Regions from separate parts of the Mus musculus genome. Here regions 2 and 3 are each linked to region 1. The links are chromatin loops, found by intact Hi-C in ENCODE. Cell type or tissue: left cerebral cortex. All regions are shown on one strand.

What was found. Peaks named below come from ENCODE experiments on the same cell type or tissue, not always from the same donor. Only the 100,000 strongest peaks of a DNase experiment are listed, where the experiment ranks them.
Region 2: it touches region 1 in a loop (5-fold over the local background); 7 of 42 quality-filtered maps call a loop at or near these places.
Region 3: it touches region 1 in a loop (4-fold over the local background); 5 of 42 quality-filtered maps call a loop at or near these places.

The regions. Positions count from the first base shown.
Region 1 is chr10:34,017,116-34,022,115 of GRCm38, forward strand. It overlaps Rwdd1 (RWD domain containing 1), which reads right to left and starts at 2,501. Exons shown (of 7, transcript NM_025614.3): 1 at 2,251-2,501. The coding sequence starts at 2,323. In left cerebral cortex, a CTCF peak has its summit at 2,398; DNase peaks (open chromatin) are centred at 1,859, 2,050 and 2,604; H3K4me3 peaks cover 2,473 bases; H3K27ac peaks cover 1,452 bases.
Region 2 is chr10:33,948,468-33,953,467 of GRCm38, forward strand. It overlaps Zup1 (zinc finger containing ubiquitin peptidase 1), which reads right to left and starts at 2,792. Exons shown (of 11, transcript NM_001359455.1): 1 at 2,664-2,792; 2 at 1,281-1,397; 3 at 462-1,031. The coding sequence starts at 1,017. In left cerebral cortex, no CTCF peak of the experiment used is centred here; a DNase peak (open chromatin) is centred at 2,805; H3K4me3 peaks cover 1,659 bases; H3K27ac peaks cover 642 bases.
Region 3 is chr10:34,416,402-34,421,401 of GRCm38, forward strand. Nt5dc1 (5'-nucleotidase domain containing 1) reads right to left here and starts at 2,150. Exons shown (of 12, transcript NM_176968.5): 1 at 1,960-2,150. The coding sequence starts at 2,052. In left cerebral cortex, no CTCF peak of the experiment used is centred here; a DNase peak (open chromatin) is centred at 2,187; H3K4me3 peaks cover 1,405 bases; H3K27ac peaks cover 523 bases.

The DNA of each region.
Region 1 (5,000 bases):
AGGTCAACCACTGACTTCCAAAAAGCTCCCCTCTATCAGCTATTCTAATAGAGCAATGGAAATAACTAAATTCTACTACCTTACCAGATCCTTGTCAAGTGATGCACAACTGGTGGGAGAATGGTATTGAGACAGTCTGTTTATACAGGTTGTTAGGAGGGTCAAAGTGCAACCAAGCTACCGAACAGGCAAAAAGAAGAAACTGGGGTGTGATGACAGTTCGCGACCAATGTAGCACTAGACTACAAGGTCACCAACAATAGAACAGCAACTAATGCTAAGGCTCAGCTAGGTCTGTGGGCCACAAGTGCACCTTTTTGACATCACACAAGGTCAGTGGACCTAACAAATGCTTCTCTCCTAGTTCACTGGGTATGCATTAAAGACAGGGTGGGGTGGGGTGGGAGAGCCAATTCCTTCCTCAGACTGAGCAGTTGCCAAATCTAGTATTAAGTAGGATATAAAATGAAGTAAAAACCTGCAAACTAGCCGGGTGGTGGTGGCGCATGCCTTTAATCCCAGCACTTGGGAGGCAGAGGCAGGCGGATTTCTGAGCTCAAGGCCAACCTGGTCTACAAAGTGAGTTCCAGGACAGCCAAGGCTATACAGAAAAACCCTGTCTCCAAAAACCAAAAAGTCCTACCTTTTCCCTAAAAGGTTTCAAAAAAAAAAAAAATACCAAGAGCAATACAAAATCCCTAAGAACAATTAATCAAGATTGTTTTTATTGCAAAAATGTGTATGGATGCAGAAAGGAATTACAAGCAGGCTCAGCAGGTTGCTATGGAATAGGTGAGTGCATCAAAATAATCGTAAGTCGTCATTTGTTACCCTGGCTCACTCAGGCTCCTTATGCACTTGTACATCTGACAAGAATTCCATATACTACTACTACTGGGACCTAGCAAAATTCAATACAATACTGCTTTAAGACATAAAAAATGTGCCATTGTAAGACACACATGCGCGGAACTTAGTGAAGGATAACCTAATATTTAAGACAAGTTAAAAATACTGTATGCCTCATGCATTTTTGTTTCTGCCTACAAAGGGTTCATGCCTATTATATTTCTAACGTGCTAGAAAGGTCTAAACATCGTAATTCAGACTATATCGGACAACTGACACTAGCGCTTTATTTTAGTTTGACACTGACATATAAGCAAGGATAGAGAAGGAAGCCAGACTCCACACATACACTCACCCAGGTAATGACACTCTCAACCCCCTCTTCACTCATCCCTTAACATCCGCAACACAGCTGTATTGCTGGTGCGAGAGAACATGAACTCGACTGGAGCTACACAGGAGTAGCTGAGAGACATCTGCCTGTTGGCAAAGCAGAACAAAATTTGCTTCCATTGCAAAAAGTTGGTCAAAAAGTGAAGCCAAGAAAGAAAACTAAGCTAAGCAATGAAAGGGATGGTTTAGGATTTAAAGTAATATGCCTTGGGTTCTTAATTCAGACACTAAGTAATACTTGACAACACTTGGAGGAAGGGTTGTGGAATGTAAATCCCATCAATCCCCAGCCTACGTTCATACTGACTTTACCTTGAGTGCTTCCCTAATTTGAGAAGACCCATAGATAGGTTTTCCATGGAAACAGACTCACAAGGAAAGATTCTACTAATGAATTTCCTGACGGATGCTTTCCCTTAGACCCAATCAGCTCTTCCTACATCTAAGCTGAGGCTGAATCCTTAACCGAAGTCTTCAGGATGTAAGAACTAAGGACCTCTGGCTGGAGGAGGGAGAGCACAAGCCACTTGCCTTCCCTGGGCCTCCAGAACCTCGACGACGTCTAAGATACCTAAGAACCACAGCGACCACATCGTTCATCAGGCATTCTGCAGAATGCCTGATCACTCTTATAGAGAGAATAAGACATCCCCGAGTGTGCTGCTCTCAAAAGCCAGCATCCCAATCTTCTCAGCAGGGAAAACAGCTGCTACTTCACCAGAGCTTAAAATAGGAGGTAAAGGGGGGACATTAAGCGGCTCTGGAGAAACTCATCGCACTGCTAGTTCCCCCCACCCCCCGCGTGCTTCAGTGAATCTCGGATGACGGAGGTTACGCGAAACCAAAGCGGTCAGGACCAATTCCAGGGCCTCCGCAGAGCCACCCGGACCTTCGGATTTCAGGACAGTGGGGAAGGAAGCAGGCGAGTGCTGGAAACTGTCTGGAGAGCGGCAGGAAGGGCCGCGGGGCCCCGGCCTCCGCCCCGGAGCAGGAGGCCGCCAAAGTCACCTGTGAAGGAGTCGGGGTAGATGGACTCCAGAGCCTCCAACTCGTTGCGTTGTTCCTCGCCGTAATCTGTCATCGTGGCCCGCGTTGTTGCCCGTGCATCGGCGCGACTCCCTGGCGGCGGGCTGCAGCGGACACCGCGGCCGCCGGCTGCCGGGCGGGCGCACGCGCAGAGTCGGAGTGGAAAGGCCTGGAGCCACGCCTGGCACGGATTGCTGAGAAACAGCCCCGGCTCCGCGGGCCGCCCGATCCCCGCGTCGGAGTTCGACTCATCGCGCCTGGAATGCCGGCCGCCGATTCGCTGCCTGTCTGCGACGGCTCGGGATTGGCTGGGGGGTGACCGCAGCCCGCCCGGCGTTCGGGAAGGACAGCTACTGCCCGCTGCTGGGCTTTGCTGGCTTCTGATGGAGACGCCTGGCAGAGAGGCATCGCCATTCTGCGCTCGATGTGTCTGGTCTGAGTCTCGCGCAGGGCGTGGTAGTGGCGCCGAGGGCGGGGCGCGGAGGTCCAAGGGCTTCCGCTTTTCCGCGTTCCTAAACCACGTTTGTCGCCCAGAGCAGCCTGTGGGCGACAGCCAGCCCGGCTTCTTGGAACTTTCAATGGCCTGATCTGTGCAGACTCCTGGAAGCCGAGCTGGGACTTGGGGTCGGGGTTCGTCCAGAGGTCTGTCCCAGGAGGAACCCGGGAGGAAGGCTGAAAGTCGAACCAGAGGTTCTTGCACCTCACTTTAAAGTTGTGAAATAAGTGAGGCGGAAAAATTGACCTAAAGACTTGTTCAGTTGTTATTTCAGCGAACAGATAAAGGGGCGGATCTTAGTGACAGATTTGACTTTGCCAAAACTACAATAAGATACCGGAAAATAATACCTTTGATTTAGCTCTACTTCTGCTGATAGATTTGACAGCTTCAAGTCTATCACTACAACCAAAATGTCAAATGCCGTAACGGCAAAACTAAGAAAACAGATAAATATGTCTTCTTTTTTAATGAACACTAAATAGTTACTTGGTTTATATTTGTTTATAATAAAGGAACACGTACTAGCCTAAACAAAATGTGGGGAAATGTACCTCGGGAAGAATACCCCAAACATACTAAAAATGTTTCCCCAAATTTCTCTACCTTCCTTGTGTATTAAAGCTGGCTTTACTTGTATTATGCAGGTTCCATAGATGGGCTTTTTTGGCTTTGGCTTTGTGGTGATTGTTGCTGTTGCTTGCTTGTATCTTGCTTACTAGCCAGGATTGCCAGAACTCGTGTTACCCCTACCCTGGCCTCAGTGGTGCTGAGATTGTAGGTGTGAGCCACAGTGCTCCAGTTACACAGAAAGAGTTTTTTGTTTTGTGTTTAATTAGCAAGTATTCCTTACTTACAGTAAAGGAAATGCATTATGTCAAAAGTATTATGGTTTCTTGTTTTAAATAGATTAAGGGTTGCTTTTTGCCTTCTTTTAAACTTTAAAGGGGAGAAAAGGAAACTTCTGAGATGAGGTAGCATTTCAGATATAAGCTGCATATTTGTTTATTCAAAGGAATTCCGATGATTAGTTACCAGAATAGACTTCTAGGAACAGCTGCTTTAAAGTTCTGAAGGAGACAGATCACTTGGCAGGTTGGAAGACAGTGTGGAGCATTCGCCATGATCTAGTTGAGGGGCTGAGGCATAGATTATGAGGAATTCTGGAAGTGTTAGTGACTCAGACTCTTAACTTAAGAAATGCCACCATGGCCACTCAATCGGACAAAATCTGAAAAGAGAGACTGGTGGCTATGAAAATAAGCTAAATAAACCTATGCTAATTTAGGCAGGCATTGATTGTCGAGATAAGGATCAAGTTCCCAATACGTTTTATATAAATGTCAGGACTTGATGCTGATTAGTAAGGAAAGAATCAAGCTTAACTTCTGACTAGACTAACTTGCATCATGAAGTTCTGATATCAAAAATGACAGGTGAAGAAGACATTTGACAAAGATGTTACTGACTTGTGGGACATTTGGCTATGCACAGACAGCCTGGTTTCCAGTTGACACTTTATGTTGAACCCCGGGACCCAGTGGTGATAATTCACCTACATGGGATAGAAGGAGTTCTCTCATGTCTCCTGGAACCCTGGCTCCTGTTGAAGTTACTGACCCCCCGCCCCCACCAGCCCCCACAAGAGAACCATGGTTAGTAGTCACGTAGGCAACATCCCAAGCTTCTGACCTTCAGGCTAGACTCTGCCCCAGTTACCTAGCAACAGTAAAGATAGCAGCATACCATAAGAGGGGCTGCTTGGCCCCACCTCACTCTCTTACTCCCCTTACACTCTTCTTACTTTCTCCTCTCCTCTCCTCACTCTCTTCCTCGCTCTCTCCATTTAACTCTCTAGCCTTTCTTCTCTCTCTCTCTCCTTTTCCCCCTTCTCTCCGCTTGGCCATGGCCAGTCTCTCTCTCATTCCACCTTCTCTCCTTTCTCCCTGCCTTTCTACAATAAAGCTCTAAAACCATAGACTGTCTCTGTTCATCAAGGCCCCCCTGCACTTACTCTCATCTGCATGGGAACCTCACCCCTTCTGCCCTCTCTTCCATAACCCGGTCAGGGATTGCCCCTTGTCCACCTCCCCATCCCCCACCAAGTGAGGTCAGTGGCATAGATGCCCAAGAGCATAGGAGGAACTCTGGCCGGATGTGGGCTATCCTCCCTCCCCCCTCTTCCCTTACCCCTTTTGTTGCCAAAACCAAAGCAAAGTTTGTTTCCTAACAGAAT
Region 2 (5,000 bases), 69 kb before region 1:
AATGATACTCAAGAAAATGGAACATATTTGTCAGAGACTCATGAAACATGAACCAAGATAGTCCGTATCTCTATCTCCAGCTATAAAATAAGTCTCAGCAAGTCCAAAAGGCTCAGTATCAGTGTGTTTTGTTAAATAAACATCATGGAGTGCAAACTAAAATTCATTAACACCAACCCACAGTCTAGGACAATTGAGATGTTCTGGGCTAGTGGTAGTACAAATGCTCTCTAGAAACTAGAAAGTTACCAAAACTGCTCTTACTTTAGCTAAAGCATTCTATATCTGCATCAAACTCTTTATAATTTTTATATTGGAATGATAGCAAATGAAAAATACTATGAACGTAAATTGAATCTAAAAAGCACAATTGTAGCAATTGACAAGCCAACTCATTGGATACCACATATTAAACTGAGACTACCGCTTTTATAACAATTTAAATAAATTGAGTACTTTACCTTTTAATGGACTTTCTAAAAGACTGGCATGCTTTGTTTTCACATGAATTTCCATATCTTGACTACACCCCTCAATTTTTCCACAAAATGGACATTCGGGAGGACTGTATGTTGTTTCATAAATTGATCCTTGGGCCTCAGACAATCCAGGCTTCTTTTCTCTGCTCTTTTGGTACTTTCTAGATTCAGTTATGTTCTCTGTATAAAAAGCTTCATGCTTTACAGTCCTATCTTTAGGAAGGCTTTCAGATGACTCTTTTGGAAAGCTAGATGCACAAGCTGAATGAATGCCTGAAGTAACTTCCGCTGTACTCTGCAGGTTGGTGTTCTTTCGGTCTGAATGTCCATATTGCACTGCAGCTAGCTTCTCAGAGTTTTTTTCTGGTGCATTTTGTTCAAAATGAACAGTTTCGATATGAAAACATATTTCGTTGTAATTTATACCTGACAACTTGCAAAATGGACAGATAATTTCATTTTCCATGTGAACAATTAGGTGAGCTTTCATATCTGGTTCTGAGTTTACAGTTTCACCACATATGTTGCAGGAAAGCATGGCAGAGCATGGGCCTAGAATAGAAGTAAAACAAAATTGTAAATTTGAAAGTCAAAGTTGAAGAAAAGCACATTTCATAAAAATGATTTGGGACTCTTCTGTGGAGTATTTAGAGCTATATTAGCTTTGGCAAAGAAAAATTCACTGTACTTATCATTCCTTAAATAAACACACTTATTTATAATATGTCCTAAGAAAGCCTAGCTACAGGTCAAGCATTCTTAATCCAAAAATTTAAACTCCATATGCTCCAAAATCCAAACCTTCTGAGCTGACATGTCCCAGTGGATCTATGCCTGATCTCAAACCTTCTGAGCAGACAGGTCCCAAGTGGATCTATGCCTGATCACACGATGTAGGACAGTCAAAACACTGGCACACTGAAAATAGAAATACATACAGAGAAATATGTTTTAAAATACAAGCTATATATGACACAAACAAACTTTATGTTTAGTATTGTATTTCTACATATTCTAGATAAAGGATATTGTGCCTGAATGTCAAGATATCAGAGGTAATAATAAGAAAATTTATGAGTAAAACATTTCAACAAGGCATTGGTGATACACCCTTTTAATCTCAGCACTCCTGAGGCAGAGAGCAGGTGGATCTGTTAGTTGGAGGCCAGCCATAGCTGAGTTCCAAACCATTCAGGGCTGCATAGTGAGACTCCATCTCAAAAAACAATAATACAAGGCATTTCGTCCAACAGGTAGAAAAAAAAGTATATTTAATAAGTTGTCCATGTAAAATAAAGTAAAACAGAAGGCTAATGTTGATCAACATATTTACTTGCATGTAGTAGAATGAGGAGGGTAAATCCACCTTAGTTCACTTCAGAGCTTTATATGTGTCAAACTTAATACCACTGCTGTGGTTTTACATACATGGAAACCCTGGACCAGACAGGTCACTACAGTCAGATAACGATGGAAGGTAAACACCGCAGAGCCCAAAGGTAAAAGCTGTGAGCATTGTAGGAAAACAGCACTTACCGCCAAGATCTAGGAAACTGGGGTATAGACGCTGGTTTCATTAGGTTAGCTAACAGCTCAACCCTCGGAAGTTCATTTTCAAACGAGTTATGAGATTGATGGGCTAATGGGAGATGGACTACTTGTAGGGAGGTGCTAAAACAAAACAAAACCTTTTAACGCAATCACAAACCCAGACCTTCCCCTAGACTATCACCTGGCTGTCACGTATTTTAGTAATAGGAAGGAAAAACGAGGGCAACTATTCCCTTCATCTAATTTCAGCTTTACAAAATCTTTCTACATTTTCCTTTTTCTCGTTTCTCTTCAGACAGTAATAAGTTTCTGTTTCTAGAAGGAAGTTCTATCGATACCTAGTTTCGTTTCTTCCAAGGACTGGGGCACTGCAGATAAAGGACACACTACAAGTAAGGGGGGACCTTCGAAGGGCTAGCCTGGGTACGGGATGGCGAAGGTGGTAAGGCCCGAATCTGTCAAAGTTCTGAGCCAACGTCGCACCGGTGGGGCGCAGGGAACCGGACCTGCGGCCACCCGGAGCCGGCCTGCAGACCCGGACCCACGGCTAGACCGCCGCTCCTCCCCACCGCAGGAGCCAGCCACCGCCCGAAAGCGCGCCCCACACAGCCCGCCCGATCGCCAAGGACAGACCTCCCGAGACTGCCGCGCCGCGACCCAAAAGAGAGCCCAGGCCTCCAAGAGTCCTCCGCAGTCACAACAGACCTTCCTCACTGGCCAGAGAGGGTAGAGATCCCAGCATGCCCCGCTGCAGATCCGTCTGAGTTGCGGTGCATTGTGGGACTTGTGAGGGATTTTTGCAACTTTCGCTTGCACATCAGAGCATCACTGCCCCTCCCACCTTCCAGTTGCAGTTTCCACTCCAGATATGCTAAAACCGTAACTAGATTCTGAGTACATTTAAATGTCTGATTCTGCGGCAAACACCTGTTCCTGTTTACACAGTATCTGAGCTCTAAATTATGTTCTGCGGGTTAATTAAGACAAGTTCCTTTGTCAATATTACAAAGTTGCTTATCCAGTGTTAACAGTCTGTTTCTCCCTCTGGGGGATTGATCTACGAGGCAACTACGGACGTGTTTAAATATGAGGATGACATAATCTGACAAGTATAATATTTTTAAATTATTGGGTATCGTTGAACGTGATGCATGGAGGAAATACTATTTCCTTTAGTAGAATTCCTTCTTTTAGTAAAAAAAAAAAAAAATTCGAAGTCATTGTAAGAGTGAAAGTACTCTTACAGAACATTTTCAAGCTAAAAATGAGCACATTAGCAGTTAACCATTAGCTGCGAGGCCAACAACAATGAAATCATTTCTCCAGAGGTATAAAAACGTTCAGAAAACAGAACTTTGTGGAATGTCTAAACAAGGGGCAACTAAAACTCTGCTTCCAGATTTCCTCCTTCATCAGCTTCCCACTTGACTCGTCTTTTCCTCCAAGACAGTATTAGTTAACGAAAAAAGATGAACTGGCCATCTTCTGTAACCAGGTTGTTATGCCCAGTTTGCGGGAACCCCAGGAGACTGCCAGAAATTGGAAGACCAAATGTAATATACAAAGAGTTTTTATTAACCGGGACCCGGTTCGCTATCTTTCCCAATGCACAGTGACCCCTAAATCTAGGGGTTTAAGGTATATATAGGAGGATGCATAAACTGGGGCTCTCAACCCCTGGTGTTACATGATTGGGAAGAGGAAAAGAGAACCGATAGTATTTGTTCAGACAGGGAGGAGGAATTGCGCAGCTGGAACAAGACCTTTTTGACCTGGGAAGACATAACTTATCAAAGACCAGCGTGTTTTTATAACGCAGTCACAGCTGCCTGAGAATGAGTGGACTTTATCACTTCGAGAATACTAACTCCTGTCTCCTTCAAAGGTCGGAGCCATCTGTGCTTGGGAGAGTGCTTTTATGAAGGAAGGATCACAATATTCCGGCGCCAGATTGGGCTCTCTTTTGTCTGCCCTCTTCATAAGGCCTGAAGCATCTATGTTAGGGGAAAGGGGTACTAACTGCTCTGGCTGCATGCAGGGACAGGAGAGTGCAGTATTTGACGCGCAGAGATTGGGGCAGGTTTCCTGTGTTTCTTCACAGGCAAAGCTTCCAGTGGAGGACAGGAACACCAATGCAGCTACAAAACCTGCTACCTACAACCTGCCTGTAAGATGTGCTGGAGCAAAGGTGGCACAGAACTTGAGGGAGTGGCCAACCAATGACTGGTCTAATTTCAGGCCTAGGTCACTAGAGGGAGCAGATTCCCAAAAAAAAAAAAAAAAAAAAAAAAAAAAGATGTTCCAAAAAAATTAAGTTTTGAAACATGTAGTTTGAAGAAATGCTAATTTTTGTATTTAGCTTTTGTGTAGATTTTGACTAAAGGCACATAAATTCGGATCACCAGTATTTATATTGCTTAAGTAAAAGGCTAATGCAAGATTAAAAAAAAAAAAAAAAAAACTTTGCAGAATATCTAAATAAGGGGTAGCTAAAACTCCCCCTCCAGATTTGCTCCATTACCAGTATCCATGAGATTCATCTTTCTCTTCAATCCAGGATTAGTGAGGAAAATGACCCATAAACACAATGTAAATAAATGGGCAAGGCTGGTATCAAGGTGTTGACATGAAAATAGGAAGAAGAAAAACGCAAGTATTTAACTATGAATCAAAGGTGTTGTGTTTGGGGTTAAAGGAGGACTCAGGTAAATTGCCCAGTGATGTAAGAATTATATGCAGCAACAGTAATTCTCTGAGTAAAGTGCAGATCCTTGGGCCAGAACAGGAGTCTCTTATAGGTTTCAAGGAAAGGGTGGTGGGAAGATTTTTTTCTTAAACTTTCTATTGGCCCATGGCTATCCATTTCTAGGGTAACAAGGAGTGGTGAGATGTTTTATTAGGATTTCAATTGCTGTGGGAGGAAAAAAAAACATGAACAAAAACAATTTGGGTAAAAATGTTTATTTCAGC
Region 3 (5,000 bases), 400 kb after region 1:
AGACTAAACCTTCTAGGCCTCGATAAGATTGTACATAGGCTAGAACCTTCCAAGACTAGGCCTAGACTAGCAGATGAAGCCAACAATGACGTGAGGGGAGCAAAAGCTACTTTTACATACATACACCATACCAAAAAGGGGGAAAAAAAGTGACTGTGTCATCATATTCAGTTAATTCCAACCACATCGTAAATCACTAAGCCCAGTATGCTCAAGACATAGAAAACACTGTTTTCTGTAACTCAGAAGACAGAGGCTCTCGGGGGCTGGGGGTGGGGGAGTCCAAAGAGTAACTAGAATATATAAAGCTTCTGCTGAGCATTTGGAGAAGTAAGGTTTAAAGAAATTGTAAGTGGTGACACAAAAGGCTTCCTAGGAGGGAAGAGAAGGACGGCGGTGGGAGGGTGATTTCATAATTTAAGTACTTAAGATGAGACCCCACATGATGAAGAGACACTGAATGGAAGGGAAGAGACCCTCCCTCCGGGACAGGCAATAGCAAGCCTTGGCAAATACTCCTCTCCCCCATAAGAATGCAAAAGAACTTTACATCGTCTTTCTGGTAACAGGTTGCTAACCACAGAGAGGCTCCTACTTGTGTGTGGTTGATGTGTGTCCCTAACTATGTCCTGGTGTTCAGCACTCGGTGAGACTTAGGATTTCTATACCAAGCATAACCAAGATTCACCAGGGTATCGTTTTCAGCCTTTAATCAGCACTGCGATTCAAAACTTGCAGTAGAGTATCTTCTGAATCTTCTATCCTAAAATGTGTATGCTCACACACGCACAAAACTGGCTTTTTAACATGACAGAGGTTAAACAACATTCTCCATGAACGACAGTGAATACAGATGAAGGGCATAAGATGAACCAGACTGGAATCTGAACGCCGTGGAAGGAAAGAAATTAGCACCCAGAGAACACTCTGAAAGAGTAGCCAAAGGACCAAGACTTAAATGTCTTTAAACTATGAGAAAGGAAATGAGATCTGTGCAACTGGCAAGCAAAACAGAGCCCCAGCAGGGACACACACCTTTTTTTTTTTTTAAAGCATCTGTATGCTTGAAAACACACCGGAGTGATTCAGGAGCCTCATTTTTGATTTTGGAGAATCTGACCAACTGGGGCACTGACAGGACTACACTGACTGTGGTCTGCACTAGTGATGTGGTGGGTGCTAACCGTAATAGCAAACAATCGGCTGCACACTTAATCCTCGAAAGGTTAATTGAGAAGGAACCCAGATTATTTGCCCAGTGTCACAGGGCTAGGCACTTGGTGCCAGGGTCCCGAACCAGGGACTTTGACTGCAGAGTCCTGCTTAGACTTCTCACTGTGATATTCTTAATTCTTTAGTTTCTTGTGAACCCAAAGGGTCAGAGAAAGCAGGGCGATTAAGATGAGGGTATAAGCCTACAAATAAAGCAATCTAATCCCCTCATATTCTGGGTAGATTCTGTTGAGATTACAACTTTATTTAAAACGCACAGATCAAGTAGTACGTGCACAATAAATGCTTGTTTTCTTCTCTTGGTAAAGACAAAAGGAGGTCTAAGATGTTAACGACTTCTCCCAGTGTTTCTCACAATACTATTTATTATACAGTCTCTCCCTGTATGAAATACTTAAACTCTGACAGGTGATTACTTGGGTGTGCAAAAGGAAAGATGCAGCCATGTTTTCTTGAAGTTCAAAACAAGTGGCTGTACCCACTCAGCTGGTGCCCAGAGGAGTTGGAAAAAATAATAGGGCCTGGGATCAACAAATGACACACAAAGCCCCTGACCCCGCTTTTTCAGGGTTCTACAAGTCGGCTTCCCGGCTCGGTCTTGCGCTATCTTCTGCCCCTGGCTTCCTCCTCAAGACCGCAGAACCCCTGAAAGTACACTTCCGCCCAGCGGCCGGGGACCTACGACACTCTACACAGCCGCCTTTAGAGGCTGTCCGTGCCACTCACCCGGGCGCTCTCGGGCAGGTTGTAGCGGCACAGCGTGTGGTCGAGATCGAAGCCGACCACGTCGCAGGCGCCCAGGGAGAAGTGCTGAGCCATGGCAGGGCAGCGGCGGGTAACGCAGACCGGAAGGCCGGTAGAGCATGCGAGAAGTTGCCGGGACTCTACAAGCGTAACTCGCAGGCAGGACGCGGAGCGGGGCGGGGCTTGACGGGGCGGGGCTTGACGGGGCGGAGCTTGGCGGGGCGGAGGCTTATATAAGACAGACGGGCGGGGCGTGGTCTGGTCGGGAGGAGCTAGTCAAGTAGGGCGGGTTCTGAGCACACTCCCGCGTCTCCAAGTCAGTGGCCTGTCTGCCTCCTGGATCGCCCCAGTTTTGCTGGCTGGTTCAGGCCAGTTCCACGGCTTGCTTCCAGCTAGTACAGTGCAGCAGGAGCTAAAATGCTCAACTAGGACCCTGCTAGCCAATGTCCTTAATGTAGCTTAAGGTTTCACAGAATTAGTGGGAATTCTCGTTCATTTTTCAGGCGCCACACTACTAAATGATACCAGTGAAACCTCATCCCTTGAGGCTTGAGTGTGGGAGCAGTGTGTGAGAAAATTATGAGCACAAATAACTGTTGGACCCTGTGATGGTTTGTATATTCTTGGACTAGGGAGTGACACCATTTGGAGGTGTGGCCTTGTTGGAATAGGTGTGACCAGGTTGGAATAGGTGTGTCACTGTGGGCGTGGGCATAAGATCCTCACCCTAGTTGCCTGGAAGTCAGTCTTCCACTAGCAGCCTTTGGATGAAGACATAGAACGCTCAGCTCTGCCTGCACCATGCCTGCCTGGATGCTGCCATGCTCCCACCTTGATGATAATGGACTGAACCTCTGTACCTGTAAGCCAGCCCCAATTAAATGTTGTTTTTTATAAGACTTGCCTTGGTCATGGTGTCTGTTCACAGCAGTAAAACTCTGACTAATACAGACCCCTTTAGCATACAGTTTGGTAAGTGGACTTTGAAAGTTGAATCAACAGCTTTATTACTCTATAGTTTGGTAATAAGACATGAAAGACATTCCTGGCATCATTTCAGCCATTGGAATGCATTAAAAAATATATTACGTATTATGGAAGACCACCTTACCAAAAACACCAAGGCTGGTTGTATTAGTCAGGGTTCTCTAAAGACACAGAACTTATGGAATGAGTTCTCTATATATTAAAGGAATGTATTGTGATGACTTATAGTCTGTAGTTCAACTCACCGAGCATTGGTCAACTGTTAATAGGAATTCGAAGAGTTTGGTAGTTGCTCCGTCCCGTGAGGCTAGTTGTTTGAACTGGTCTTCTGTAGAAGTAGGTCTTGTGAGACTAGGCTGGGGCCTAGCAAACACAGAAGTGGATGCTCACAGTCAGCTATTGGATGGATCACAAAGCCCCCAATGGAGGAGCTAGAGAACATATCCAAGGAGCTAAAGGGATCTACAACCCTATAGGTGGAACAACAATATGAACTAACCAGTACCCCGGAGCTCTTGACTCTAGCTGCATATGTATCAAAAGATGGCCTAGTCGGCCATCACTGGAAAGAGAGGCCTATTGGACACGCAAACTTTATATGCCCCAGTACAGGGGAATGCCAGGGCCCAAAAATGGGAATGGGTGGGTAGGGAAGTGTGTGTGTGTGGGGGGTATGGGGGATAGCATTCTAAATGTAATTGAGGAAAATACGTAGTAATAAAAAATATTAATAAAAAAGAAAAAGAAAAAGAGTGAATCTTCCTTCTTCCAATGTCCCTGGGTAGGCTTCTATGAGAAAGTGTGGCTCAGATTAAAGGTGCATACCACCATGCCTGGATCTAGGACTTGCTTTGTCCCAGGCTGACCTTGAATCCAGATATCACCTTGCCTCAGTCTCCTGGGATTAAAGGCCTGTACTACCTTGCCTGAGCCTAAGCTTTTCACGGTCATCATGTCTCAAGATCTCCATGACAAGAGCCAGATCAGAAACTTGTGTCTTCCAGCCTCAAAATCTGGATCACAGGTGAGCCCTCCAGTTCTGGATTGTAGTTCATTTCGGATATAGTCAAGCTAACAACCAGGAAATAGCCCATTACACTGGTGGTTATTTGATTATCCTGCTTTTAATTGAGTTTTTCTATGAAGACATCAAAAATGTCATTGATGAATGGAATTCATCAAAAAAAAAAAAAAAGTTTTGTACCCAGAACTTTTGTGAGCAGGCAGTACAGAGTGGTAGGAGTGATGATTTGCCTGATTCAGGATTACACTATTTTAGATTCAGAAAACTCAATACAGTTGGGACAAAGGATGTCAGAACCATTTAACTTTCAGCCTCTGCATGTGAAAAAACAAGTATATTAAGTCTTTTTTTGTCTCATACTTCTCCATTTAAATGAGAAAATACAAATCTTCATACTGTTACTCTAAATTAAAAAAAAAACTTTTCTCTAGTGAGAAAGAGCAATTGAAATGGCATAATGATATAAATAGTTGAGAATTTCACTTAACCCTTACAGATACTAACTCTTAGAAGGTAAATAGACCAAATTAGTTCTGTTAATTATAGTTCAATGGATAGTGCAATTAGTTAGGGTGCTTGCTTATAATACCTAATGGACTCATTTGAAATCACATTGACAACTTTTCTGTTATAATGAGCCTCAAACAAATCTGGAATAGGAACAGGAGAAAGTCCTCTAGAAAATTGAGCGTGTCAGTAATCAGAGATTAAAGACCACTGAGATCCTCCATTCTTTACTGTCTGTGAAGAGAAAAGGCAGGCTTTTTTGTAGCTCACACTGATGTAGGAAACTGGGGTCCATGAGTGTAAAAGTAGGGTCCTTGAAGAGGTCAGGGCATCCTAGCTTCAGAAGGGCTTGAACTCAAGAATTATGGTGTCACAAAGTCACAGGTAAACAAAACTTTCACAGAATTAGTAGCTCTGGGTTCTTGACTCTCAAATTCAGAGAAAGAAGATAGGAGGGTGAGTTGAGAAAGGAGTTTTAGTCCAGAAATGTAGATGGGAGCTTAAA